Linked DNA regions of Homo sapiens: region 2 is linked to region 1. A link is an interaction called in ENCODE POLR2A ChIA-PET data of the cell type or tissue named here. Cell type or tissue: MCF 10A. All regions are shown on one strand. Each heading gives the region's core, and the rest is flanking DNA. Links, peaks and the distances in the headings are about the cores only.

Evidence for each region. ChIA-PET counts read pairs that join two places held together with the same protein. Peaks named below come from ENCODE experiments on the same cell type or tissue, not always from the same donor. Only the 100,000 strongest peaks of a DNase experiment are listed, where the experiment ranks them.
Region 2: POLR2A ChIA-PET joins it to region 1 with 8 read pairs; 1 of 35 experiments calls an interaction of 5 or more read pairs at or near these places.

The regions. Positions count from the first base shown.
Region 1 is chr1:171,811,825-171,824,000 of GRCh38, forward strand. It overlaps the pseudogene RPS15P3. Among named protein-coding and RNA genes, the nearest start is that of DNM3, 24 kb to the right of the region's middle. RefSeq lists enhancers at 5,198-6,184, 6,185-7,170. In MCF 10A, for the core only: no CTCF peak of the experiment used is centred there; a DNase peak (open chromatin) is centred at 6,057.
Region 2 is chr1:172,149,480-172,161,655 of GRCh38, forward strand. The region is part of intron 14 of DNM3 (dynamin 3); the gene reads left to right. Among named protein-coding and RNA genes, the nearest start is that of DNM3OS, 11 kb to the left of the region's middle. In MCF 10A, for the core only: no CTCF peak of the experiment used is centred there; a DNase peak (open chromatin) is centred at 5,282.

The DNA.
Region 1 (12,176 bases), core at 3,380-8,379:
ATTTCCAGAGCTCTGCAGGGCCTCTTATACATCCTGACCAGCTCCTGGGATGTGACCCTAATATATCACTCTTCATATTGCTTATTAACTGAACATGACAGTGCAGTTGAATGGAATGGGCCTGGGAGAAAAAAAAGAGGTGTTTTTTTTTTTTTAAGTGGTTAGAAGAATCATTTAATCTCAGTATAAAAAAAAGATTTCTCCATTTATTCCTTGAATCTTTTCTTGAGTCACCTCTTTATGACAACTGTACCGGGTACAGAGATGAATAAATAACAGCCCCCGGTCCTAAGACGCCAGTGTAAAAATGTAAATATGATACATTGTGATTTTTACTAGAATAGAAATTCCAACAATTAAAGCCTCTCACAAGTAGAAGAGATTTCAGAGTAAAGTTGTAAGCTTTCCCATCCTAGGAGTTTCGAGCAGATGCTGGATGATCTCTTGGTCATGATAGAGTATACTGGATCCTAGCATTAGATGGGGATATGGACTACATGACTTGAAAAGATTCTCTTCCTGGGATGCTTAGACTGTATTAGTTTCTGTAGTAGCTACAATGCAGTGGTAGTTTTGGGGTTAAGACAGAAGTAATGTGGCAGATATTCCTGGTTGCATCCACTAAATTCAATCTCTGCTTCTTAATTAGGAGAAATCCAATTTTGTCCCAACTATGCCCAGCTTAAAGTACACAGCTTGTACACAGCTTGTACACAGCTTGCGGCTATAGGTGGGTTTGTGGCACAATTCTGGCCAATGAGATTCAAGATCGAGTTACCAGGTGGGGCTCCTGGGAAAGCTTATTAAATGGGGCTGAGTAAGGGCCTTTTTAGCTTTTATCTTTTGTCTTTTGTCCTTTCTCCCATTTTTATTTTCTTGTAGGAATAGAGCTGTGATGCCTGGAGGTAGAAATATCTATTTTGTGATAAAAACTACTTACTAAAGATGGCAGGACAGAAAGAGAGAAAAAACCTGTGTACCTGGTGTCATTATAGAACCTCTTTACCAGCCTGGATTCCATACACGGGGACTTTTTGTTACAGAAAAAATAAACCACTATCTAGTTAAATCATTGTAACTGAATTTCTGTTCCCTTGCAGCTAAATACACTCTTAACTGACATATATACATAATATAGTGGAAAACATTAGAAACCTGGATTCAAATTCCTTTTTCATTATTTGTTATCTATGAGACATTAGGCAACCTACATGGATCTCACTGAATTTCAGTCTCCAAATATGTAATTGTTATTAATAATACCTATCTTGCAGGGTTACTAGGTGGATTACATGAGATAATCTGGAGTGAAATGGTCTAGCACAGTCCCTGGTACACAGAAGAACCTCAACAGATTAAAAAAACTGTGTAGTTGGACATGTCCCTAAATGAGGCCCTTGAGACCATTAAAATAGATGCTGATTTTATTGAGGGGCAGCCTTGCTCTTGGGATGCACATTGATACATACTTGGGATGATCTGTTGTTGGGTGGAAAGATAATATTAAAAATTCTATTTAGATTTATCTTCATTTTATCTTTTAAATATTTTAATTCTGAGGATGTTCTATGTATAGGTACAGAAACAGAGTATAATTTATGAATAAAAAATTAAATATATGGGATGTATAATAAAAAAAAGCTTTGGAGACCACTTTAAGCATTGTTTACATTATTATCACTTGGGTTGCTTGTTGGAAAAAAAAAACTTCCAGGCCCCCCTGAATCAGTGGCTCTATGATGGGACCTTGAAAACTTAAAAACCTGCTGAGATGATTCTTACGTTAACCCAAGTTTTAGAATCAATTATTAGAGGAATTTCTTTTTCTATTCCTAAGAGTCATGGTGCTAATTTTTATAGAATTATGAGCCCTTAATATTTAGATTCTTTCCTAGCTGCATGTAGTAGCATAACACTGATAAACTCATGATTAGTATTCAAGGTTATTAAGCCTGAACCTCAAATACATCTGATTGACTCTAGACCTGCCAAAAGTAAAATTAGAAAGTAGGTAAGATTTATCTTTTTGATCTTTGTTTCCTTGTTTCAGGGTCACCAGATCCTCCTCCTCCTGCAGGCTCACCATGGCTTCAAAAGAATTCAGTGTTCTGCAAGACTCTTCAGTCCTACTACTGCTCTCTATTGAGATTGGATCATGTGCCCATAATCCAAGAGATTTCCTTCAAATCTGTGTACCAGGTAAAACCACCCCTGTGGTAATAATGAACTACTGAGGGAGACAGTCTGGGTAATGAATGAAAAGAGCCTGGTTTGGGAATTATTCATATAACAAACACCTAAAAATACATACGGAAGCCTTTTTATGTGACAGGCACCATCTTAGGCACTGTGAATCTAAAATTAGAAGTGGCTGGTGCAGGCCAGGTGTGGCGGCTCACGCCTGTAATTCCAACATTTTGGGAGGCTGAGGTAGGAGGATTCCTTGAGGTCAGGAGTTTGAGACCTGCCTGGCCAACATGGTGAAACCCCATCTCTACTAAAAATACAAAAATTAGTAGTGGTGGTGTGCACCTGTAATCCTGGCTACTTGGGAGGCTGAGGCAGGAGAATCACTTGAACCTGAAAGGTGGAGGTTGCAGTGAGCTGAGATTGCGCCACTGCACTCCAGCCTGGGCGACAGAGTGGGACTCCATCTAAAAAAAAAAAAAAAAAAAGGGGCTGATGTAGTGGTGCAATGCAGTGATGCGGTGGTGTTTACAACCAATCGATCACAACCAGTAACAGATTTCTTTGTTCCTTTGTTCCTGCTCTGTTCCCACTGCTTCATTTGACTACACTAAAAATAAAATAAAATAAAATTAGAAGTAAATTACTGTTGTTCTTAGTTTGAAAGAATGTGAAGATTAATGTGGAGAAACACACAAAAACCATTCATGACCACAAAGTGACTGCTTTCATATCGGTATGAACAAAAACACAGGCAAAGACTGTGCCACTCTGCTTAGGGGAGACGTGGGTGGCTTCCAGAAAATATACTGCATGAGCTGAAGGATGGGGAGTTTGCCAAGGGTGAGAAGAGTGGTTTAGGCAGAGGACTTGGCTGGGCAAAGACCCAAAACAGAAGACATCTGGAGGATTCTAGAAACTTGAAGTGGTTTGGTTTTTCTGAAGCATTAGGTTTGTGGTGGGAATGTCAGGAAATGTGAGTAGGGCTCAACTATGCCATGCAAAGGAGTTAGGTTTCATACTCTTAGCAACTGGGAGCCTTGGAAGGATTTTGAGGCAGAGAGATACCATCAGATTTATGTGTTATAAAGATCACTCCAGCAGCAGAATGGAGGCTACATTGGAGGCAACATCAGTCTAGAGGAGAAAGACCAGTCAGAAATCTAGGTCTTGACCAGGTGAGAGACAATGATGGGGTGGAGAGGAGGGAATGGATTTGAAAGATAATAACAGGCTCAGATCAATAGGACTTGGTGATTGACCTCATGTGAGCTGAGAAGGACTCAGGTTTCTGGCTCTAGTGATTAGGTGAATGGTAGGGCCATTTCTCTGAAATAGGATTCTGGAGGAGGGGGCACCACCTCCCTCTGCTGACCCCAGTTCTGCCACTCACTAGCTGTCTGCACCTGACACGTTACTTGACGTTTCTAAGTCTCATTTCTCTTCATCTATAAAATGAAGTTGTGACCTTAGCTGTAATGGTATGTAGGGGGCACTCCATCCATGAAGACTACCAACAATAACAATCCAAGAAAATCATTATTTTGAACGTTAAAATATGTATTTTACTTTCTCCAAGTAATACAATGCTTTAGCGTAGTAAAAAACGCATATGCCTTCAGAAAGTCTTGAATTATGTACATATATATAGTCGTATTGACTTGTATTTGCATAAAGAAGCAGTGGAAAGACATACAAAGGACTATTTCATAATAGTTACTTAAGGGATGGGGACAGGTGCATGGGCTGGGGAGGATGGGGAGGACGAAGACAGGCACAGTAACAAGGTTTTTCAGTAGGTTCTCTTTCACATTGTTTTAATTTTTGAGCCATGGTTGTATCACCTATTTAAAAATATGAAAATAAGGTTGATGGGTGCAGCAAACCACCATGGCACATGTATACCTACTTATCAAACCTGCACGTTCAGCACAAGTATCCCAGAACTTAAAGTAAAATTATTAAATAAATAAAATAAAACATATAAAAATTAAAACATAAAATTTGGGGTGACTTTAATGGTGTGAATTTCAGGCAAGTGTTCAATGGTTCTCACCAAAAGGCCTGGGGTTCTTTTACCCCCATTGTTTTTTGCTTAACCCGTGTACTTTCCGGAGTTTTCTTCCCAACTTTTTCTCTTGGCTAACTCCCACTTCACCTCAGGTCTTGGCTCAAATATCACTTTCTTCCCGTATCCTCACTTTCTCTGCTATCCTGTGTGCTTTAGATTCTCCTCTCCTGTTTTCTCACGGGGTGTTATGAGAACTGCTGCTGTGATTTTTCTCACATTGGGCTGTAATTATTGATTAACTTGTCCTTCTACCCATTTGACTATGAACGCTTTGCCTCTATTCATAGCTTATAATAAATGTTCAAGAAATTTTTATTGAATGAATCCTGCCATGTAGGTGTAGGGACCTTATACCATGGAATTCTGGAGACAGCTTCGATTTCAAGCATTTGTTCCTTTGTTTCCTTAAGCACTAATCAGGCCAATGTACTGATTCTTCCTTTTCTCCCTACTCCCTTCCCTTCCCCTCCCCTCCTCCCTCCCTCCTTCCCTCCTTCCCTTCTTTTTTTTCTTTCTTTTTCCTTTCTTCCTTTTTCTAAAATACACATAAATGTGCTCATCTATTCTGGTCTTAATTGTAGTTGCTGAGTAAGAAGTAGAAATCTTTCAGCTCTGATGTTGACACAAACAAAGGCAAAAAATTATTTTTATATAATCCCAGGGCTGAAGGGAAACCAGGGGACTTAAAAGAAATTTAGAAGCTGTGTCTCTTCTATACGTAGACTGTGAGCTCTTTCAAAGCAGAGATGGCATCTTTTCCACCTTTGTGCCTCTGGTATATTGCACATGGCCTGTTACCTAGTATGTGCTCAATAAATGAGTGCTAAACTTAATTACAAAAATTAACATGGCATATTTTGCCTTCTCTTGAGAATTTTTGTCTGAAGTTGAAGAACTCTGTATTTTGAAAATTAAATCTATACAGAAGTAGGAAAATGGTAAAAATTATGGAATCGAGGGATAGATAGACCTGGATTCAAATTCATATTCTTTTTTCATCATTAACTGTAACTGCATGGCCATAGCTAAACCACTTAACTCATCTGAGCCTGTCCTCATTTGTAAAACACACACACACACACACACACACACACACACAGTCTCCCATGGTTATTAAAATAATTAAATGGGATAACCTAAGTAAAGGCCTTAGTACATGCTGAACACTTGGTACTTGCTTATTGTTATTTCATTGAACATGTTATGCTCAACAAGTTATCTAGCTAATATATGCAAAGTTTTGCAAGGCCAGGCCAAAGGCACAGGTCTTAAAATTATAAAAGCTGAAGGAGTTGCAACCAAGAAAGGAAATAATTAGGGAAGAGAGACTGGATCAGAAGCCAGGCAGCTAAGGGTACTGGCTTTTCAAATTGTGTTCTTTTGTTAAGACTAAAATTGGAAGACAGGAGAAGCAGGGCTTTTGGAATTGTGGATACCAAGCACCACTAAATGATTAAAGCAAAGTGCAGTGCTGGCTGGTGGCCGTGTGCTTGTTATCTTGGAAGTGCAACCCTTGTGTCCTGTATCTGATTCATTTTCAACAATTTTTTTTTTTTTTTTGTGGGTGGGGAAGAAAGAGGAGGGATGACAGAGAAAGGTTGGAAGATACACAGGAGAGATATTTGAGGGGAGGAGCAAATAGACTAATATTCTCAGTGCTTTTTAACTCATTGATTGCCAGGAGCCTGGGTGAGGCAAAGCATTGGTTTATTCAGCTTTTATTCAGCTCAGTGCCCTGTTGACAACACAATGTGTCTGAGTCACAGGGGGTCAAGTGACTGTAGCTTCTCTGATGAGTCACTGTCTTGTTTCCACTAATGTCTCCGTGGCTGGGGCCAATTTGTTTACTGAGAGAAAGCTACAGCTGTCTGCAGGTACAGACATTTGTACTCCAGAACTTACCAGCAGAGCCAAGCAGTGTGGATGTGAGGAGCTTTTGCACTCCTGGAAGGTCCTCACGGGTAACAGGCAGTGGGAGCTGCTTGATGTGATATGATGATGCTCTTTCCTTTGATTTGGTATCAAGAGAAGCAACTGTTTAGAATTAGAGCTCAGAGGATTGAGCAAGAGTTAGAAGGTGGGAACAGGACTAACATATATCACCCAGGAACCCAGTAAGACATATGGCATATTCACAGTAGGCAATTGAAGGGTGCTGGGTAGAGAGACTATTCACAAGGGTGTGAGCAGGGTTCAGGGAAACCAGCAAGGGATGGTGCAGGGTCTCAGAGAAAGCAAGTGTGGGGAGCCATTACTTGGCTGAAGAAGCATGAGTGGGGAGAGTGGCTATTGGAGCACGGGGGAGTAGAAGTTGGAGAAAGTCACCTGAGAGGAGCAGTGGCCATCATCTTAAGGCCACAGTCAACTTACAGTGAACCAACAGGGATGGAGTCAGGGTTATACATACCCACTTCACTCTCCTCCCACTCTCCCATTGGAGACCCTTATATTGGCCACATCTTACTGAAAGCCAGAGAGAAGGGAGTTGTTGACGTTGGCCACGCAGGCCAGCTCCTGAGGAAGAGAGCAGGGTGGAGAAGCTGGAGAGTGGCTCTGGGGGGATGCAGAAAATATCTAGCACAAGTCACTAGCTAGACAAGCCAGTTACCTCATGTGGGTCTCAGTTTTAATCATCGGTGAAATGGGAAAATCACTCTACCTTTTTGGCAGTGTTGTGAGAGTGGAGTTAGATAAAAGGATTTGAAAGGCCCTGAAGCGCTCTGCAAATGTTGAGTAAGAAGTTGCTCTATAGCTGCTACTTTTCACAGAGAAGGGAAATACTATGTTACTCAAGTAAATTCCTTCCCTCCTGGTTAGTTCACCACCCCTTCTTGAGATCTTACTTTCATGTAGCGCATACTGGATGCCAGGAGTGAGCATGGGGAACAAAGATGGGTGGGCTATAAAAAAATGTGATGACAGTTATAAGACATAGCCAATGCTCCGTCAATAGCCTATAATATAGTTACAAAGAAAGATATAAATAGGTGTGTAGTGTGTGTGTGTGTGTGTGTGTGTGTGTATGTGTGTATGTATTCCTATATCAATGTATGAAATGCATGGAAAGATATGAAGGTAATTATCTATCTGTGTAATCATCCATTCATCCATCCATCCATCTACACAAAGTAATGCAACCACATATGCAAAATGGAACAATACATATATAAATAATTAGAACTGGATAGGAACAATAAAAAAAGGGTGTTCAGAAGAATAGAGTTTTGCATTGGAAATTAGGTCTTGAAGTGCCAACCTACTGACCTGTTGGGGATGTTATTGTCCATCCAGGTTTAGAAGTAGACTTTTAAAGAAAGAGAGTAAAGTATTTAAATTTTTTGAGTTTATGTATTTGTTTATTATTCTTTTTATCTCCAATGCTTGGCACAGTATTCTAAAGGCCCTCAAGAAGTGTTTATTAAATGAATCAGTTAACAAAAAAGGTATTTATGCTACTTTATTAAATGAGAGAAGAAAATACATATAATAACAACGCCTGCCTATAGCGTGGTCTCTATGAGAATTCTTCCAGTGCTGTTTGAAATACTGTACCACTGAGGCCAAAGAGGACACAGTGACTGAGCTTAGCATATGCTTTAGGTAAGTGATTTGTGTAAGATTAATGTGTGCATAGATGCAATCTCAAAATTTCAAGACAGAAAATGACTGCTTTTTGGAAGATGTTTATTAAGAGCCTATGGCATGCCAGACATGCATGTCCTACCCATGCTTCTGGAGCTCAGTAGAAAGAGAAGTTGAGTGAGGGTGGTGATAGTTTCCTCATATGGTTGTCAGGTTATTGTAAAGCTTAAAAATAGTGTTCCTTTTCTGCCATGGGCTTGAAAACAAACAAACAAACAAAAACAAAACAAAACAAAAATAGTGTTTAGCACTCAAATACCTTTGCATAAGTATTAATAGTCTAGGATTCAGGGTGTGGTAATGAAAGGGAAAGTTAAAGTAACACCATCTAAACGTTTCTAGGCAAATGTAAGTGGAAATGATACTGGTGTGGGACTATTCAGAATCACTGCTGTGGATGCAGAAAGCACTGGCTCTGAGCCCATGGGGCACAGCCCAGAGAACAGAGCTCTGCAGCGAGGCCAATGCTTCTTGGTCTTTGGATAAGTTGATAACTCTTAGGAGCTCTTGGGATTGTCTGAAGGCTGTGGGGGGAAAAGCACAGCCTGCACCTACTATTAGCTCCCTGCAGAAGAAAGAAGAGAACATGGCCCATTCAAAGTCATGTTTTTTTCCAGCTCTGCTCTCTTCCCTAGTCTCCAGGCTGCAGGCATGCAAGGCTGAAATCAGGCTTCCAATGACCAAAGAAAAACTGTGCCACATCCCAACCTTAAAACAAGGCTGTCAAGCCCTGATCAAGGGCTGTGGATGATACAGGGTTTATATGTATAGATGGGCCCTCTCTGTTGATTGTTTAAATTCAGGTAACATTCACATAACACAGAATCATTTAAAAGTATACAATTCGGTGGCATTTAGTAAATTCACTGAGTTGTGCAACCATCATCACTATCTAGCTCCAAGACATATTATTTTCGTCACCCCAAAAGGAAATGCAATATACATTAAGTAGTTGCTTCCCATTCTCCTCCCAATCCAATTTCTGGTAACCACCAATCTGATTTGTCTCTAGGGATTTATCTATTCTGGATGTTTCATATAAATTGAATAATACAAAATATGATCTTTTGTGTCTGTCTTTTTTCACCTAGCATAATGTTTCCAAGGTTCATCCATGTTGTAACATGTTGGTGCTTCATCCGACACATTTTTTGGCTGAATAATATTCCACTGTGTGGATGTACCACATTTTGTTTATCTTTTATCAGTTGATGGAAATTTGGGTTATTTCTACCTTATGGCTATTGTGAATAGTGCTGCTACAAATATTTGTGTACAAGATTTTTTTAAATACCTGTTTTCAATTACTTTGGGTATATACCTACAAGTGGAATTGCTAGGTCACATAATAATTCTAGTTTAACTTATTGAGGAGCCACCAACTGTTTTCCACAGTAACAGCACCATTTTACATTCCCACTAGCAATGTGTGATGGTCCTAATTTCTCCACATCTTTGCCAACATTTATTTCCCATTTAAAAAATTTTAGTTATCCTAGTGCATATGAAGTAGTTTCTCATTGTGATTTTGACTTGCTTTTCCTGGTGACTAATGATGTTGAACATCTTTTCATTCCCTGTTGCATTTTAACTCAACCAAACTATTTTAAATATGTATCTTTTTTTCTCTTGAGTAGATCTGTAGCAGGATTTAGATGGCATATTCTCACATGTATATTTTATTCAGCTCTCTTTGAGTCACATGGAGCAGGCTACCATTTGCAAATAGAGCCTAACAAACATTCCTAGGTGATGGTGTGGATATGGAAACAGATGAAGGACTTTCTCAGAGGCAATATTTATTAAAACTGTGCTATTAATGGAACATTTTTTTTTGCATTGAAGTTTTATTTTAAAATATGCCCTAGAAAGACAAATGGATCAAATAGCAAACCCTCACTTGGTGGGCTTGAGCATTTCTTAAAGTGGAGCAACCAAAACCCATGGAAACTCTGAGTAATCTCTGATTTTTGGCAAGACTTCCAACTTGTATTTAATGTTAAGATATCCCTCTATGCTTCACTTTTCATCAGTTCACATGTAGAGGATGATGAGCTCTTGCAAAGTCTTGTGGGAGACCCACAGATAAACTTAATTATAGTGAGGTGTTGAGGATCTTTTCATGTGAGCCATCGATTTCAACATCTCTGGCTTGGACTGGATTTCTCCTTCACTTGGCCATCATCTCTTTCTGATGCACATTTCTTGAGGCAAATGGACAAGGTAATGTGTGTCCCATGTGAGCAGGAGAAAATTGAACATCCCAAGAATAGTCTCACATCACAGTTAGGTTTTTTATCTGCAAAAATAGATTTATACTAAAACAGAGAAACGTGGAAAATGATATGAAAATAGAAACCATACTGTGTGCTACCTTTCTTAATAAGTAGGCTAACTCTCTAGAATTGTTAAGTTTAGATGAGTTCAGAAACTATATAATTTAGCACCCATCTTCTCAACTGACCTGGCATTGGCCCAGGTATTGGAGTGATGTCTGCAATCAGGCTCTTCTTGGTAGTAATTTATTTTTCCTACTACTAGTAGTCAACCTCCCTTCCCTAATACTTAAAATTTCTTCTAATAATTAAAAACATTCTAAGATGTTTTAAATTGAGAGCTGAGACTAAATCTTTAGGAAATTAAAAAATTTCAGTGTCACTCTGAAGAATAATACTTCTCTCACCCTGCCAATCATACTCAGCTTTTCCTGAGCTGATCACCTAGTTAGTAGGGTCCTACCTGGGGTCCGTTTGTAGGCTTGGTGGCACATACCTGAATAAAAATTGTCAGAGTAACTGTTTTTCCTGGAGGTAAACTTATGTTAAAATGACTACTTGGTAGTGGGAGAAAACAGCTAAGAAGGGTTGATGATCTCCAGACGGAAGGTCATGAGAAGGTTCCTAAAATATGTTGTCTCCTTTCCACCATCTCCTGTTAGCAACATATAAGGTCAAACATTTTTTGCCACAGAAATAAATGAGGCCAATAGATAGTCATTGGATAAATCTACTTTAGAAGTTTTAGATTTTTTTTTTTTACAGATGAGTTATAAGGTCTTTCCAAATGTGGCCATTATCTTTAGCAGTACTAGAGATGTCTTTATTTCCTTTTCTTTGTAGTTTCTTACCTCTGTGTTTTCGTAAGTGAAAACTTCTGTGAGTTCGTAAGTGCCATCTGTAATCACACTGATTTTGAGTTGTTAGAAACTGGTCTTGTGCATTCTGAGATAGATGCCATCAAAGGGCCAGGAAATATTAAGAATATATAGTGGGATCTCATTACTACATTCTTATTTGGATATTATCTGTTTGACCGAAATGTTCTTTTTTTTTTTCCTTGTAGAATAGCCAGATAAATACAAGGTATTTTGTTTTATTTTGTATATTCCCTAAATCTGGCAACACTACCTCCTGAGCACTTAGCTAAACTATACTTCCCAGTGGATGTGGCCATGTGACTGAGTTCTACCAGTGAAATTTTTGTAGATGTGATGGGCCACTTCTAAGACTGGCCCACAAAAACCTCCCATGTGTGCTCCTGCATGTTCTTTCCAATTGTGTTTGGTTAGGATGGAGAAAACTTCTAGGGTGACTTTGGAAGCTACATGTTGAAGAAAACAGAGGTTCTATTAGACTTGACTGCATGGAGGTAGACCTCCTCACCCTGTCCACGTTGCCTGTACTGTTACGCGAGCAAAAGATAATTTTTTTATTGTTGTTGGGCTCTTGTACATTTTGGGATCTATTACACTTGTTGCATAAATGGCCTACTTAACCAATAAAGATATGCAGTTGGTTAAGCCATTTTGTTGGTAAGTAAATTACTAGATTAGGAGAAAACTTAACATGGAACAGCTAACTTGATAATATGGGAATTATCCATAATTTCCAAAAGCAATGCTACAAAATTGTCTCACTAGGCTTCTATTGTGTAATAGATGACTCTGAAACTTATTGTTTTCTGAGGATTCCAAAAGGAGAGAGGTAGGGAGGGGAGAAAGGGTTGAAAATCTACTTATTGGGCACTATGTCAGCTACTTGGGCTATGGGATCATTAGAAGACCAAACCACAGCGTCATGCAATATACCCAAATAACAAACTTGCACATGTACCCCCCCATTCCCCGAAACTAAAAGCTTTAAAACCTTTAAAAAAGTGTTTTAAAACAACAACCATTTTATTATCTGTCTTAGGAATTTGGGAAGGACTCAGCTGAATGCTGATCAAGATATTTATTGTGCAGTTCAATTCAACAGGCGTTTAATGTGGAAGCCAA
Region 2 (12,176 bases), core at 2,333-7,332, 340 kb after region 1:
AAATTGTTGCTGGCCTTTTCAGGCAGATTTTAAGTGAGAGCATACTAGCAGTGTAGTCTGCTGCCTGCTTACACCCTCAAAAGCTGACAAGCATCATCTGAATGCTATGTGCTATGAGCTCCCGTTGAATTCCATGTTACAATCAGACTTTAAAATGAGGGCTGGTTCCCTTGGACAAGAGAATCATGGTGTCCTCAGGTCACTGACAATTTTAGAATATTGACTCCTGATGTCTTTTGGCATCACCAGTATTTTATTTCCTTAGTGTGACTCAAAAATGAATATGCATGATATCCTAAGGAAAAAATACCTGTATGTGCATAATATAAGGACACAGAAACTACTTTTTTTTTTGCAGGGGTGGAGAAAGTACCCTTTCTGTGGATGGGGATACATGTTAAGCATAATGGCTACAAGGAAGCATGTGTGTGAAGGGAAGCTTTCTGCTTTACCCAGAATACCTGCAATTATGCAGTAGGTCATTTTAGAAGCTCTAAGTCTTTAAGTAATGATAGGCATACTTGCGTAATACATAGCACATTGCCTTTATTTTAGGATTTTAATCTTCTAGTATATACAAAAGGGGAAACCCAAATTACATGAATTTCTAAAAGGGTTTGATCCAACATAAGTCTGTTTAGCTGTGTCCATTATAGATACTTTAACTAGCCTTCTCAATTCTGTTCAGTTTCCAGAGAATTTACTCTAGTTTCTAAGGACATATGAGACCATATTAGAATACTTCTATTCATGCCATCATGGAAATTGGCTTTACTTTTACATACCAAAAAAAGTACTTGGCATATAAATTGGTTCATGTTGAAAGGTTATTTACAGGTTGCAAATGAGTATTAATCACATATCTTTATAAACACTTATTTTAGTATTAATCAACTAAAAATGATTTCCATTTGCCACACAGAATCAGATTCAGTGCCATTTCACTGCCACTCAGGAGGAGACTACAAAAGCTATAGAGACAATAACATATACTGTTTTCTGAATTTAGAGGTTTGTTTTGTTTAGTTAGTTAGTATTTTGTTTTGAGCACTGATTTTATGTCAGGGTCCATGCTAGTGTCTTTCACATGTGATATAATTTAATCCAGCAATCCTGAAAGGTAGGATCTCTCCATGGTTACAGATGAGGAAGCAGAAGCTCAAGGAGGTAGTGTCGTGTGGGTATTCTGGAGCCAGCTGGCATGGGTTTGAATCCTGGCTTCACAGCTTGTTATGATGCTTCCTTGGCAAATTATTTAACTTTTCTGACCTCTGGTTTTCTCATCTCTAAAACAGGGTTTTCTGAAAAGAGCTTAGAACAGGGCCTGGCCCAGAGCTAAGCTTTATGCAGGTAGGGCTGCTGCGGGACACACCAGCCACCCAGGATTGTTTTAAAAACACTGTAATGGAAGCTGACTTCTTAAGATAACCATTTGGAGAATCTTTTTGAAAAGCCATCATAACCTTTCTCACCCTTGAGTTTATCTGGTTTTATTACAGATATATGGATAGGTAGACTGATAAATAGATCTAGATATATATGCAATTGTGTGTACAAATGTATGTGAGCATATATATGTGTATATAGTATATGTAAATATGTATATAAGTGTGTATGTATTTGTATATATATTTAAACTAGATCATCTCTATGTGAGAATTATTAACACCAAAATAAATTCTTTTCTCTTTTTAAGGTAATATTATTTTAAGCCTAGCGCATGTGCAGTGTTTTTTTGTAATCTTAAACGTTAGTTTTAGTGTATAGACGTTTCAGTCTTTTTAATTGTTTTAACTTTTGCCTGTCAGAGCTTCATAGCAATAGTTAAAGGTTAACATGGAAATACTGGGTAAGAAATACCTTTGTAATTTTGCAAATGCAACAAGTTATTGGTTTCTATTCGAGTGGAGCTGTCACTGAATGCATTTTAAAACTACACACACATTTTGTGTACTATTGGTTCATTTTTGTTTGGGGAACACTCACTTTACTCCCAATCTTCTGTCTTATAACAAAATGTTTTCCTCTGGTACAATTTACTTTGTTTCCATCTCTCCTCAGGTTCTTCAAGAAAAAACTAGCCTTTGTTTTCATTGGCCAGAATGGATTATGATTGCTTTTGAAATAATGTCTTGTTTTGCTGAAAAGCTAGTAGATTATTAAATAATCATTTTTTCTTTAAAGGATTTGTACTTCATTGAGAATATGTGGGGTGGTCTCAGGTGCTTCCTGGCCAGTGTGTGTGTCAACTACTAGGGCAGGTGCTTGGAGTTCAACTTGCATCCATAGGCATTTTCAGGGTCTCATGAAGTTAGTACTGAGAAGTGCACTAATTGTTGTTTGTTTGTTTTTAAGTTTTCTGAAGAGAGGAAAACAGTGAGGATAAGTGGTATAAAAGGAGTCTTTGTTTGTTTGTTTGTTTGAAACACTCTTCCACTCAGGCTGGAGTGCAGTGGTGCAGTAATGGCGCACTGCAGCCTCGACCTCCTGGGCTCAAGTGATACTCCTACCTCTCAGCCTCCCAAGTAGCTGGGACCACAGGTGTGCACCACCATGCCTGGCTAATCTTAATTTTTTTATTTTTTTGTAGAGAAGAGACTCCCTGTGTTACCCAGGCTGGTCTCAAACTCCTGGACTCATGGGATCTTCCCACCTTGGCCTCCCAATGTGTTGGGATTACAGGCATAAGCCACCGTGCTGGCTAAAAGGATTCTTTTGAATTTGCCAGAAGTAATTGCCTTCTGCTAGTGGTAAAGCCAGTTTGAAGATAATGGACTTCCCTTCCTTTTTTTTTTTTTTTCAGTGATCCCAGACCCAGAAGTTTTTAGTACTACAATTCAATTGGTTAATTTTTGGAAAGTTGAGTCCCTCATTCTTTTTAATCTTTAACAAAGAACAAGAAAGCTAGTGGGAGTTGATTTTCCAGTAAATTTTGCCCTATGTACTTCGTAAATCAACCTTAATTTTAGTTCTATCTTTGTCTTCAGATCATAAAATAATTAGTATTGCTCACCCTGTGATTCTTATACGGGTTAGGTTGGATCTGATTTGAGGTAATGTCAACTGTAACTATTTTATTATTATTTAATTTGATTTTGTTTTAGATTGCATGTTGTAGATTCAGACAAATTTAGATGAATGCCACTTCTGTTGCATTCCCATACTATATCATTTTCAGTGCATTTGTCCTGTGTATGTATATGGGAGGATTTCTGAGTATATCAAATTCCCCACTTAAAGCTACCATTCCCACGGTATGTGTCTCCTTCACATTCATTATAGAGGAATTTTAGTGAGTTTTTTGTGTATGTGCATGCGGACAGAAACTGTTTAGAAGGGCCATGTTAAAAACGGTTTTTAACCATGTAAGATAATTTACATAACTGTGTAAGATAACTTGCTTACCAATGTACAATGTGATTGTGAAATAAAAGCTTTGAATTAACATTCACAGTGAAAACACTAAAGCCAAGTGTTTCGGCGCCCAGAGCAGAAACTGTTTGGTGATTTAGTGTTTGTACAGATTTAATTAGTTATATTTACTTTCAAAATTTCATCTTTCTTTAACAAATTCTACTTCTTTGAAGTTAAATGAAACCTTTGCTTTTTTGGATTCAACTGAGATATCAGAGAAGGAGCATTAGAATTGATTGGTTCAAGTTCAGCTGTGCCATTTCCTCATTTGTCAAATGGTGTAAAGAAAGATACCTACCTCAGAGGTGGTTGGGAGGCCTAATTCGATGATATGGATAAAATAAATTGGGATGCTTTTGAAAACATTCTGCAACAAGTTCATACGGCAACAGTTTGGAGGATTGCCATGGCAATGCCTTAGGGAAAGTGGTTATGGTGTTGTAGCAAATACCATTTCTACCCTTGGTGACTTTTATGTTGTCCCTGAACATTTACAGAGAATAGGAGCAGAGAATATTAAACTAGTTATTTTATCAAAAGGCAGTGATATGTGTTAATTTCCCATACTTCAATATATGCATCAATCACATGATCAGAAAGCATTCAGTAAAACAGGCTTATTAGTTTTTGCCCTTCTTCCTCCTCCTCTTTTCCACTATTTCATCTTTTCTTTCCATCTTTCCTCCATTCAGCACGAAACTTTCTCTGAGTATTCCTCTTCTCTCCAGCCCCTATTCGTCCTGTTTCTTTTTTAGAACATGAAGTTGGAATTGAGGTTATTGGTAAAAAAATGTGTTAGGTTATTTAATAAGATTTTGTTTCTTCTCCTTAAATTTTCAGTCAGATGAATTAAACCCTAGGTGTGCATTCTTAAAAACAAATAGCTCCCAAACTAATTGCTTTGATACTTCCATGTGGCCTTTAAAGTAATTTTTCTATGAGCCAGTAGCTTTTGAATTTTTTAAACATTAAGTGTCTTCAGAAGGGTGGAGAAAGAAGGATGGAGTTACAGATTGATCATATTTTTATTTAAAAGCAGTTTTCTAAGGTTCCAAAGAATATTGCATACCAAATATTTCCAAATAACATATATAGACCTTATCGTCTGTTCCATTCATTCGTTCATTCATTCGTTGCTTGTGACCTGCTGATTCTTCTTAAACTGTCGTTTCACTTATTCTGACATTTATATCTTATCTTTCTAACTTGATTAGAAGCATCTTGAGGTCCAGGGCCATGCCTGTAGTTTCTAGGTATGCTCTACAATGGTTTCCCAAATGGAATCAGGTGAATAAACACATATTAATTAATCTGAGATTTTCTTGAATGGAAGGAGTCAAAGAAAGAGGATTCCTTCTGAGTAAGAATCAAGGCCACTAAAAAATCACCTTCCTAGTTTACATTATATAATCTTTATTTACCTGTATAAAGATTTTAAAACTGAGTTGAAGAATGCCACAATGTGTAGGCCATTTTTGGAGCATTTGAGAGTGTGTTTAGAAGTGCCACAAAATGCTACAGATGCCATCTGACTTAAAATTCACTCACGGAGTAGTTTATTTAGATGTGTGTTTGCTGGGAATCTACTACCAGGAGAAATGTGGAAACCACATGAAATTCACTACATAAAGAAATCTGGTTTCCATTTCTGTACTGCATTTTGTGCTAGCAGGAAGAAGATAAACAAGCTGTTTAAAACTAAAGTGAATGGCAAAGGAATTCCATTTTTAGATCCCACCCCGTAAATGTATTTTGGAATTTGCAAAACCTAATCCTATCACATAGGTCCTTTAAGAAGGGAGAAAATGTGTTGAGTCTTCTAGTATTAGCTATCTCAGTGGAATGGATGAGTAATTTTGTTTCCTGTTGATGTAGTGTAGTAATACAACTATGACATGTGCTTCAGTTAAAATTAAAACGAAAGTCTCATTCTAGTCTTTGGTAGGCAGACATTATTCTGAGAATGAGAAGAGGGAAGGAAGCAAGAAAAGGCTCTTTTCTGTTAGTTTAAGATCACCCCTTTTAAGGAGAGGAGAATTTTATCCTAAGTTTTAATATAGCTATTTAAAACTCTGTATATGAAAAGGTATATGAGTAAGGCAGATGAGAGGAAAAAGATTGAACTGTTTTTATTTTGAGAAAAATATTCTGGAGGTTCCTTTTAAATTTTCTATTTAGTGATCCTTATACAGTTTAAATATGTTATGAGATTGCCATTTAAAGAGGAACACACTCAGTTAAGATAAAATGTATTGTGATTAATAAAAATGTTAATATTTGAAACATAAAGGCCAACCATACAATTGTGATTTTCCTTTAATAAACATGACCAAATCATACATACCTATGTTTAGGAGTAATAAACATGCATTTCTCAACTTGGTAGGCCTTGTGCTTTGCAAAAAAAAAAAAACCTGTAATATTTTTATAAGATCAGGAAGATCATAACATTAAATTGTTCATTTACTTAAGTAAATTAAAACTTTCATTCCATGGCTTAATTTCTCTCCTGCTTTATGGTGGAGAAAAGAAGCTAATTAAGGTTTATTTTATATACTCTTATTTAATATGGTGCTTGTTTGTATTTTTGTTAGTTTTACTATTGTAACTTCTGCTCTGGTGATTTTTTAGCTGGCTACACTTAATAATTAATACATAATTTGTCTAAGCCTACACTCAGAGCCAAGGGGCTTTATATCTATGGAAAGTGCCATTTTTCAGGTGAGATGTAAAAGTAAACATCCAGTTATGTCATTCTTTTATTTTTTCACTCACTCCATGAACATTTATCAGACGCCTGTGATGTTAGACTCTGTCCTGGAGATACTAAGGTAGAAAATACAAACTTTATACCTTCAAGGAGTTTGCTTGGGATGACTAAGGGGCAAAAACAATTGTTAAGAAGAAAGATAGTGATTTTAGTATTTCAGATAAATATAAATCTACACATAAGTTTAGATTTATCTAAAAATATTATATGGTCTGTTTAGCCAATGCTAAACCATTGGTTGTTGTTAGGCAGTAGAGTGCAGTGACTGAGGGAGAGACTAAGGAGCTAGAAGGCCTTGGTGTGCGTCCAGCTTGACTGCTTACTTTGCTGTGTGACTTGGTGAATGTTATTTATCATTTGTGGCTTTTTTCATCCATAGAACGAGGATAATAAGTGTTTCTACTTCATAGGGATGTTGGAGGACTATATGGATTAATCTGTGGAAGCTTTCAGCATAGTGTCCAGTGTATATTAAGCACTTAAAAAAATGTTAGCTTCAGGGATGATTTCCAAAATATTTAGCAACCCAGACAGTAGGGGCATCAACCAGTAAGAACTGCTGTTGGCTGTAAAAATCTAATATGACCACCCCAGTGTTTATGGTATAGATAACAGCTCAGTTAGCCTTCATCAGTTTTATTGTTTCTACTTAAAACTCATGCTCCATCCCCATCCTATCCTATGGACAATGGCTCCTGGACCAGGCTCTGTAGTACTAACAGACTGTGGACTTACTAGGTGCCTGCAATTTATATTTTTGTAATCTTCTTAGTTTTGAGTACCTAGACTTAGTATAGATTTATTTCATGTTCCAGACGATTCAGGATGTTTTTCTTACCTAATAATTCCTAGAAAGACACTAGAGCCAAGCCTTGGGTTCCCTACTTTTTTTCGCCTAATGTTGGCAAGTAATTGTTATAATGTAGGTGTTCATTTTTTTCTCCTCCTTTCCCTCCTCCTCCTCCTGTTTTTTTCTGGAAGAGAAAAATTATATCTAAAGCTAATTGCCTTAAATTCTTTTTTAGAAAGTGATTGTATACTATAAATAAACTAACTCTTTTCAGTAATCGCTCATTTTTTTATTTTTGCAGTAAGGATAGAATGTATGTAAGAGCATTTAGGACATATAAAGCATTAAAGGACATATAAAGTGCAAAAGACATTGTCCTTTTAAGTTAGAAGACTTGATTCCCAACACTGCCACTTGCTAGTTACTTAACTGTAGTTAATTCACTCTGTGTTACATTTTTCCATCTGCAAAATTGGGAGTAATAGAACCTTTCTCATAGAGCAGGAGACCCCCAACCTTTTTGGCACCGGGGACTGGTTTCATGGAAGACAATTTTTCCACAGATCAGGATGAGGTGGATGGTTTTGGGATGATTCAAGTGCATTAAATTTATTGTGCACTTTATTTCTATTATTATTCCATTGTAATATATAATGAAATATGTATACAACTTATCATAACGTAGAATCAGGGGGAACCCTGAGCTTGTTTTCCATCATCTGGGGATGATGGGAGACAGCGACAGATCATCAGGCATTAGATTCTCATAAGGAACACACACCCTAGATCCCTTGCATGTGCAGTTCACAATTGGGTTTGCACTCCTGTGAGAATCTAATACTGCTGCTGATCTGACAGGAGGCAGAGCTCAGGTGGTAATTCAAGTGATAGAGAGCAGCTATAAATATGTATGGCCTGGTTCTTAACAGGCCAAGGACTGGTACTGCGTTCGTGGTTCAGGGGTTGGGAACCTCTGCCATAGAGTATTGTGAGGATTAAACAAGATAATACTTATCAAGCATTTAGGACATACATTTCAGTAAATTCATTTAATTTATTGTATTTATGAAGCACTTAGGATATACAGTTGACCCTCTGAATTCCATGGGTTTCACATCTGTGGATTCAACCAATTGCAGATTGAAAATATTTGAAAAAAATTGGGTCTGTACTGAACATGTACAGGCTTTCTTCTTGTCATTATTCCCTAAACAATATGATATAACAACTATTTACACAGCATTTACACTGCATTAGGTATTATAAGTGATTACTTACAATCTTTAAATAAGATGATTTAAGGTATACAGGAGGATGTACATAGGTTGTATGCAAATATGGTGCCATTTTATATAAGGGACTTGAGTATCTTTGGATTTTGACATCCATGGTAGGTCCTGGAAACAATCCCTCACAGACACCAAGAGACAACTGTAGTTAACATTCAGTAAATTCACTTAATGTATTCAGCAGGTATTTAGAGTACTTACTATGTGCCATACAGTATTCTAGGCACTGGGGATACAGCAGTAAATTTAACAGACAAAAATCCTGCCTGCATGATAATAAAGTGCAAACAATATAGTAAGGAAAGAGAATAGAAAATCTGGGAATGGGGTTGCAATGTTAAGTAGCATGGTTAAGAAAGGTGGTATTTGAGATTATATTGGCAAGCAGTGAGGAAGTAAGCATGCGGATGACTGAGGAAAGAGCCTTTCAAATGGTGGGAACAGTATGTGCAAAGACCCTGAGGCAAGAGTGTGCCTGGAGGCCAGAGGAGCTAGAATAAGGTGAGGGGAAGAATAGGAGTAGATAAGGTTGATAACTGGGACCTGCTTAAGATCTGAGTGGTACAATGATGGGCATGGAGAGGGGATCAGGAATGTACCAGTGAAGGTTTCTTGGAGGAGAAGGTAGATCTGGAAAACAGAGAGACCATGAAGAAGCATATGAAAAAAGGAGAACATTCCTGCTAGTGGGAAGAACATGAGCAAAGGCACAGGCAGTGGAAAAGACAGACCTAGAGAACATCCAGGATCGCCTGTCCAGAACAGACAGTGTGCAGTGAGAAGAGAGGGAAACAAGGTTGAATAAATGAGTGAGATGGATGATGGAGGCCTTGAAACCTAGGCAGAGGACTTTTGGTTTCTACTGATTAGAAAGATGTTTCTAGTCAATAGAAGCAAACCAATGAAAAAATCTAAAGTCCAAATTTAAAATCAATATATAAACTAACTCTCTCTTGCTAAAAGATACTGTTTGGGTTTGTTTTCAGAGACAAGTAAAGAATTTAAAGTTTTATTGATAGGTTTGATGTAAAATAGAGAAAAAGTTTTGATACTTAAAAAAAGTGTTTACTATTAAATAAAAGATTCCCTAATACTCTACTATGTGAGCTACAGTTATAAGCATTATGGCTTAATAAATTAGGTGTTACTTTATTAAAATAATAATCCTTTATGAATAATCTTAGTGTTGATAAAAACATGCTGGGGATCTTGTTCTCTTCTTTCTGCACATGATCAAGCTTTAAACCTAAGCGTTGTTTTGCTTGCTGCTATGTATGTATGATCACATACTCACAAATAAGGGGCAAAATGAGAGAGGCAGTGAGTCAAGTCATCTAAATGGTCACATTCGTCCTTTGGAAAATTATCTTGCAACTTGAGACCCATTGGCATTATTTATTAATTACTGCCTCTTTTTACATTCTACTTAATGCCAAGCTATGCAAAAAAGTTATGGTTGGAGAAAAAAGCCGTCTATGGAAAAGAACAAGCATTACCTGTGTGTGAGTCCTACTAGATTCATCAGACTTTTGTCTTCTTTGCCTCACACTTTTTAAATGTATTATCTTCAGAAAAAGCATTTTTACTTGAAAATAAGTTTGTGTTTCTGCTACAGCAAGTTCATCTCACATTGAGTTATTGTCCAAGACTGCCGTGGTAAATATAGTCTGCTCCACCTAGAACTGAACTTATTTTCATATGGATTGGTCCTCCTCAGAAATTTAGCATGTGTATAAACATGTTTCTTTAGCTTTCAAATGTGAATGAGATCCAGTGCTAAGTTGATTTTCATGAAATCTATCTTAAGAAGTAGATGATGTGACTATCAATTGTGTACAGGATAGAATGTTAGGAAACTTTTGATTCTATTCCTGCCTTTTATTTTGCAGCAGGAATTTGGCAATGTGTGTGCTCCCTCTGTTGTTGAGTTTCTTGAGTGTCTTCATGAAATAGATGCAAAATATCAGCTAATGGCCACAATAGATTTTCACTAAAAGGCTACACGAAATTATTAATTCTGTTTGTGCTGTAAAATGTGAATTACAGTCATGCATCACTTAACAATGGGAATACATTTAGAGAAATGCATCCTTAGGTGATTTCATCCTTGTAGAAATATCAGAGTGTATTTACACAAACCTAGGTGGTAGAGCCTGCTATATACCTAGGCTATATGGTATATAGCCCATTGCCCCTAGGCTATAAACCCATACAGCATGTTACTCTACTGAATACTGTAGGCAGTTGTAACACAATGGTATTTGTGTATCTAAACGTGCCTAACAAAGAAAAACTACAGTAAAAATACAGCATAAAAGATAAAAAAAAAAAAAAAGGTACACCTGTAAAGGGCGTTTACTATCAACCGAGCTTTCAGGACTGGAAGTTACCCTGGGTGAGTTAGCGAGTGAGTGGTGAGTGAATGGGAAGGCCTAGGAAATTACTGTATGCTACTGCAGACTTTAGAAACACTGTACACTTGGGCTACTCTAAATTTATGCAAATATTTTTTTCTTCAACAATAAAGTAACCTTACCTTACTGTAACATTTTTACTTTATAAACTTTCAAATTTTTAAAAACTTCTTGACTATTCGTAATACAGCTTGAAACACAGACATTTAACAACTGTAAAAAAAATTTCTTTTTTAATATCCTTATTCTATATTCTTTTTTGATTTTTAAATGTTTTTATTTTTTACTTTTTAAATTGTTTTGTTAAAACATATAGACACAAACACACACATTAGCCCAGGTCCACACAGGATTGGAATCCTCCATATCATTGTTTTCCACCTTCACATCTTGTCTTACTGGAAGGTCTTCGGTGGCAGTAACATGCATGGAACTGTCATCTCCTTTGCTAACAATACCTTCCTCTGGAATGCCTTTTCCAGGACCTGCCTATGACTGTTTTACAGTTAACTTTAGGACAAAAAACAGGTAGAAGGAGTACATTCTAAAATAATGAGAGATGTATAGTATAGTAAATATACAATTCAATAGCATAGTTGCTTATTATCATTATTAAGTACTATATACTGTATATAATTGTATGTGCTAGACTTTTATAAGACTGGCAGCACAGTAAGTTTGTTTACACCAGCATCAGTATAAACATGTGAGTAATGTGTTGCACTACAATGGCTATGAACCCATAGGAATTTTTCAGCTCCATTATAATTTTATGGTACCACCATTGTATATGCAGTCTGTCATTGACTCAAATGTTATGTGTTGCATGATAGTGACTTAAAATCCTAAGAATTACCTTATTAATAGGCTGAAACACACTGTGTAAATCAATACCAGTTTATTAACTTTGGTCCGATGGCTGGATTATTTACTCTTTTCTTCAGTGATTTTCATGACAGACTTCAGAATAAGTTTGCTAGTCTTTGGATGACCCTGGATTAGGCCGTGGTTTTCACCTCCTATATATTATTATTATATATATGTATATATTTTATAATAATATATATGATCCAGATACAAAGTGGTGCTTGCCATTCAGTGAAACAGTGGATAAAGAACAGAAAGCAGTTCAGGAGGAACAAACGAATGGCACTAGGAAGGAAGACAACAGAGCACTCGAATGTTATCATGGGCCGTTTCTCAGCCTAACTTCAGCATTATGAGACACTTATTAAGAATTTTTTAAAAGTTTATCACAGTATTAGAGTGAAATAATAGGGATATGAGATAAATCAACAGAGTGTTGCTGGAATGGGATAAAGAGAAGATAAAAATCAATCAAGAAAAATGCTTCCCCTTTGCTTGACATTGGTAATGAGACATGACTCCATTTAATACCTACATTTTAAGAGAGATATGAAAAATTTGAGAGGGGTACCACAAATGAGCAACTAAATGATTCAGGACTGCAATCTGGTAATGTAATTGGTGGGGGCCTG